Regions from separate parts of the Homo sapiens genome. Here region 1 is linked to region 2. A link is an interaction called in ENCODE POLR2A ChIA-PET data of the cell type or tissue named here. Cell type or tissue: OCI-LY7. All regions are shown on one strand. Links, peaks and the distances in the headings refer to the core of each region. The heading gives the core; the rest is flanking DNA. Region 1 has its middle 18 kb from the start of LRBA. Region 2 overlaps LRBA (LPS responsive beige-like anchor protein).

The links. ChIA-PET counts read pairs that join two places held together with the same protein. Peaks named below come from ENCODE experiments on the same cell type or tissue, not always from the same donor. Only the 100,000 strongest peaks of a DNase experiment are listed, where the experiment ranks them.
Region 1: POLR2A ChIA-PET joins it to region 2 with 5 read pairs; 2 of 35 experiments call an interaction of 5 or more read pairs at or near these places.

Annotation. Positions count from the first base shown.
Region 1 is chr4:151,031,735-151,034,655 of GRCh38, forward strand. No RefSeq gene overlaps it. Among named protein-coding and RNA genes, the nearest start is that of LRBA, 18 kb to the left of the region's middle. RefSeq lists an enhancer at 194-473. In OCI-LY7, for the core only: no CTCF peak of the experiment used is centred there; no DNase peak of the experiment used is centred there.
Region 2 is chr4:150,401,878-150,404,798 of GRCh38, forward strand. All of the region lies in intron 47 of LRBA (LPS responsive beige-like anchor protein), which reads right to left. Among named protein-coding and RNA genes, the nearest start is that of LRBA-AS1, 180 kb to the right of the region's middle. In OCI-LY7, for the core only: no CTCF peak of the experiment used is centred there; a DNase peak (open chromatin) is centred at 1,294.

The DNA.
Region 1 (2,921 bases), core at 231-2,730, 630 kb after region 2:
CACTCCAGCCTGGGCGACAGAGCGAGACTCGGTCTCCAAAAAAAAAAAAAAAAGGGAGAAACAAAAGATGGCTTCTAGGTTTTTGACTTGAGCAAGTGGGGAGAATACACCCGTGACTGAGGTGTTCCTGACGGGAGTTGAGCTAGAAGAGGACTAGCAGTGAAATCAATGAGTAGCTTCACTTGCTTGCCATTGGCCAGGCTCTGGGAGGTATTTTAATTTTCTTTTTCTCTGTGTTAGATGGTAGAGGAGACTCAAGACCAAGCCTGGGGCTCTTTGAAAGGTAAATAGGGGTGCTTAGAGGAGAAGGAACTAGGAGATTGAGAAAGGAGAGGCCAATGTGGTAAACAGAAAATAGGAATGTGGAGTTAGGGAAGCCAGGGGAGGAAAGTGACTCAAGAAGGAGGAAAATGATCAGGATGTGATTGTGCTTACTCATGCCCCTGGTTAGTATGATAATTGCTAATGGAAAGTTATGAGACATATCTGTACTGGTGACTGCACCTGGGAAAGAGCATGTATTTGTGCTACAGCGACATTCACATGCTGTTTTCCCCTCCACCTTTCCCCACAAAATGTTCGTTATATGTCAGGAAATTGATGACGGTACATTTATTTCCCTTAACTATATTTCTTACCTCTGCTTTAAATAACATTGAGAGATCTTACATAATTGCAAAAGTAATGCGTGTTAATTGAAGGAAGTTTGGGAAATGTAGAAAAGCTCAAAAATGAAAGAAAAAAACACACCCAAGGGGCCCGGGCGCGGTGGTTCACGCCTGTAATCCCAGCATGTTCGGGGGCAAAGGTAGGCAGATCACGAGGTCAGGAGTTTGAGACCAGCCTGGCCAACATGGTAAAAACCCATCTCTAAACAAAAGAAAAAAAAATTAGCTGGGCACAGTGGTGCGCACCCGTAGTCTCAGCTACTCAGGAGGCTGAGGCAGGAGAATCGCTTAAACCTGGGAAGCGGAGGTTGCAGTGAGCTGAGATGGCGCCACTGCACTCCAGCCTGGGCGACAGAGTGAGACTCTGTCTCAAAAAAAAAAAAAAAAAAAACCACCCATAATTGCAACACTCATTTGCTGTATGTTTGTCTTCCCACTAAATGGATGTGGATTACAGAATTGAGATTATGCCAAACATACTGTGCCCTGCTTTTTTTTCACGTAAAAATATATCATTAACATTTTCCATGTCACTTGTGGAATTTTGGGGTTTTTTTGGTTCTTTGTTTTGTTTTGTTTTGTTTTTTGAGATGGAGTCTTGCTCTGTCGCTCAGGCTGGAGTGCAGTGGTGCAATCTTGGCTCACTGCAACCTTTGCCTCCCAGGTTCAAGTGATTCTCCTGCCTCAGCCTCCTGAGTAGCTGGGACTACAAGCACCCATCACCACACCCAGCTAATTTTTGAATTTTTAGTAGAGACGAGGTTTCGCCATGTTGGCCAGGCTGGTCTCGAACCCTTGACCTCAAGTGACCCACCTGCCTTGGACTCCTAAAGTGCTAAGATTATAGGCATGAGACACTGCGTGGCCACTTGTGTTTAAATATTAATTGTATATAATATAATAACTGTATATTAATATATGACTAAACCATAATAAATCAATTTAAGCAATCTTCTGTTATTTAAATTCAAGTTTTTTCCTGATGTTTTGCTATTATAAACATCATAAAATTATGTACTAGTTACCAGCATAGCCTTTAGCACCTAACACATCTGGTGCTACTACCATGACCTACTGGCTGTGTATTTATGAGAAATTATTGAACAAATTATTGAAGTTTCAGTTTCCTCACCTATAAAACAACTATACTAAGAGTGCCAGGCATGGTGGCTCACACTTATAATTCCAGCACTTTGAGAGGTTGAGGTGGGCAGATCACTTGAGTTCAAGAGTTCAAGACCAGCTAGGGCAACATAGGGAGACCCCGTCTTTAAAATAAATACAAAAATTAGCCACTCATGGTGATGCACACCTGTAGTCCCAGCTGCTTGGGAGGGTGAGGTGGGAAGATCACTTGAGCCCAGGAGGCTGAGGCTGTAGTGAGTTGAGATGGCACCACTGCACTCCAGCCTGGATGACAGAGCAAGACCCTGTCCCCGCCCCCCTCAAAAAAGGAAAAAAAGTCTATACTAAGAATACCCATGGTGAGGATTACAGGTAAAGCACTTACCATGATACTCCAAAAGCAATTATTGCTTAATAAATGTAAGCCATTATTAGAATAATTAAGGCATGACCGTATTTTACTCTTTTTTTTTTTTTTTTTGAGACGGAGTTTCACTCTCGTCACCCAGGCTGGAGTGCAATGGCACGATCTCTGCTCACTGCAACCTCCGCCTCTCGGGTTCAAGCGATTCTCCTGCCTCAGCCTCAGCCTCCCAAGTAGCTGTGATTACAGGTGACTGCTACCATGCCCGACTAATTTTTTGTATGTTTAGTGGAGACGGGGTTTTGCCATGTTGGCCAGGCTGGTCTTGAACTCTTGAACTCAAGTAATCTGCCTGCCTAAGCCTCCCAAAGTGCTGGGATTATAGGCATGAGCCACCATGCCCGGCTGTATTTTACATTTCTTGAAAAAAATTATAAAAGTTTTTCTAGACTGGGCGCGGTGGCTTACACCTATAATCCCAGCACTTTGAAAGGCCAAGGCAGGTGGATCACTTGAGGTCAGGAGTTCGAGACCAGCCTGGCCAACATGGTGAAACCCCATCTCTACTAAAAATACAAAAATTAGCCAGCGTCGTGGCGCATGCCTGTAGTCCCAGCTACTCGAGAGGCTGAGGCAGGAGAATCGCTTGAACCCGGGAGGCGGAGTTTGCAGTGAGCTAAAATCGTGCCACTGCACTCCAGCCTAGGCAGCAGAGCGAGACTCTATCTTAAAAAAAAAAAAAAAAAAAATCCAATCAATTTATC
Region 2 (2,921 bases), core at 233-2,732:
TATACATATACTACAGAGAGGGTGAAAAAAGAGGAGAGAGAGGAGGAAGGGAGGGAGAGAGAAAACTCACATAAAAAAGAGGGAGGGAAAAAGGTTAACAATAGTGAACCTGAGAAAAGTGTATAAGAATTCTGTGGGCACGGCGGCTCACGCCTGTAATCCCAGCACTTTCAGAGGCCGAGACGGGCAAATCATAAGGTCAGGAGATCGAGATCATCCTGACTAACACGGTGAAATGCCATCTCTACTAAAAAAAAAAAAAAAAAAATTCTGTGTGCTATTTTTTTCTTTGCAAGTTTTTATAAGTTTGGAATTATTTGGAAATAAAATACAAAAAAAGAACTTATTTTAGACGAGATCAGGCACTTTCAGGGTGGTACAGCAGTAGACCAAAAAAAAAAAAGAACTTATTTTAAGAACAATGCCTAAGCATATTGCTACAAACATTTTATTTTTAGTATGGCATAAGTATATGAACAAAAAAAGTGAAACGATAAAGTGAATGAATAACTGATTAAGAAAGAAAGAAGCGGGGAAGAAAAGAAACAAAAACTCAAAAATTGATTTAAGCTATAGAAATTCTAAGTGCCACAGAAAATTTTGAGATATAAATTTCTCAAAATAAAAACCAGGTACTATAGTCACGGCATTTAATACAATAAAAATAATACAAACTAAATTTGCCTTTGCTTAAAAATAAGAATCAGAATATCTACTTTTTCTTTAGAAAGTAGCTTAACATTTATTTAGAATAACTGTTAGTGGAGAGAAAAAATGGCCTATTTTTGTTTATTTATATAATACTCACACAACTATTCATTGTTTCCTAGCATTGCAATACTTTGATATTTATCCTAAAGTTTCTCTATGTTCTAATGATAATTCTAAAATATAGAATTATCTATCTCTCTCTATATATATAAATATAAATTCTAAAATATAGCATTATCATTAAAAATATAGAAAGGAATCAACCGGACCACAAAAAACTAAGCCGTTCTGGATAAGCATGTGGCAATCCTCTTCTTCCTTTTTCTTTTTTTTTGGAGGTGGGTGGGAAGGTCACAGTGGTTAACATAATCAAGGAAATTTGCTAGTATATACAGAAGTCTTTGCTAAGAAATTTTCGTTTGAGATACACCAGTTACCGGCAAATCAAACAGACATAAATACCACAGTAAGCAGTCATTTATCGGGTAACCCTGTGCAGAGTTGCATGAAAGCATCCAGAGGCAGAACAAAATCCACAGCAGAGCCGCTGCTTTTCAGATAGACTGCCACTGCAGGTGCCATGGCCCAGTGCCAGAAACACAGGCAGGGGAGGGGTTACAGGCAGCTCCTGCACAGCACCACTGGGCAGAAGTTGCCTGTAATCAGAGCACTACTGAAAGCAATGGTGGTGGCAAGGTGAACTTGGTGAGCAAGCATTCCTCTGTGAATTCAATTTCTTCTTGTGAATTTCATATTGCGAGCCCATTAGCCTCACTTCTCTTCTCTAGCCATTATCATTAGCCCCTCGCAGAAACGATGACTACCAGCTGTAACTGGCAGCACACTACCATGATAATTTACACAAAGATTAAAAATGAAAAATTAAATACTGGGATTTCTAGCCATCTTTTAACTTTTTTTATTATAAAAAGTATCTCTCTCTCTTTCTTCTTCTTCTTCCCCTTCTCCTTTCCCTTCTCCTTCCCCTTCTTTTTTTTAACTTCAAACCTATAGTAACTTTGGACAAGCACTAAGTTACCATAAATGAGGTTTTGTTTATTTCTTTTTCCTGAAGTCAGTGCAACAAGGTATTTCAAAACCTTAAAGAAAGAAATTATGAAATTAAGAAATAGATGACAAAATATACACCTGGCTGGGCACGGTGGCTCACACCTGTAATCCCAGTACTTTGGGAGGCTGAGGAGGGCAGATCATTTGAGGTCAGGAGTTTAAGGAGTTTGAGACCAGCCTGACCAACATGGTGAAACCCGGTCTCTACTAAAAATACAAAAAATTAGCCAGGTGTGGTGGTGAGTGCCTGTAGTCCCAGCTACTTGGGAGGCTAAGGTAGGAGAATTGCTTGAACCTGGAAGGCAGAGGTTGCAGTGAGCTGAGATTGTGCCACTGTACTCCAGCCTGGGCGACAGAGCGAGATTCTGTCTCAAAAAAAAACACCACCCAAACCAGAAGTATTTTGAATAAAGTGTCAAATACTTACAAGGTGTAATTACTATTGATATCATGAGCAGCCACTGTGCCAAATTCATGCACCATAGAAGATTCTGAACTCCAAAGGGCCTGGCATGGGTCTTTGCAATTTAGTTATGGACATGACTGAATCTCACATGAAGAAATGTTTAATAATCAATAAAGAGAAATAATTGAAAAACTGCTCTAAAATGAATTAGATCAGCCATCTGCACAATACCATCTCAAGTAATAATTGGGAAAGAATATATAGGGGTGTTTCTGAAATGTTTCAAAGAAGATGAGAGTTCTGAGAAGAGTATTTGTAAGTTTTTAGATTATTTTGCTTTTTGAGAGCATAGTGATAAGAAGGGTAACGATGCACGCTTTAGGGTATCATTTGGCTAAAAAAGGAGTAGGGTAGGCTCATACTGCAATGATAAGAAGAACATGTGGCAGGCACTGTGGTAAGAAAAGCATGAGGAGTAACTCAAGCTAGAAGCCTAACTATTACAGGTTCCTGTGTCAGGAAGAGGGAGAAATCTGGCATTTCCCCCCACACTTTCAGCTATATCACTGAGGCTGAAGTCTATAGGGAAGAGTAACTACTATTAGACAATCCTTTTCAATTATATAGATGAGATACCCACGGGGAAGAATTTTCCAAAATTTAAAAATCATTAATATATTTTAATGAAATACTAACAATGTGGTAGAAAATCATAGAAGTTACTTACCCCAGA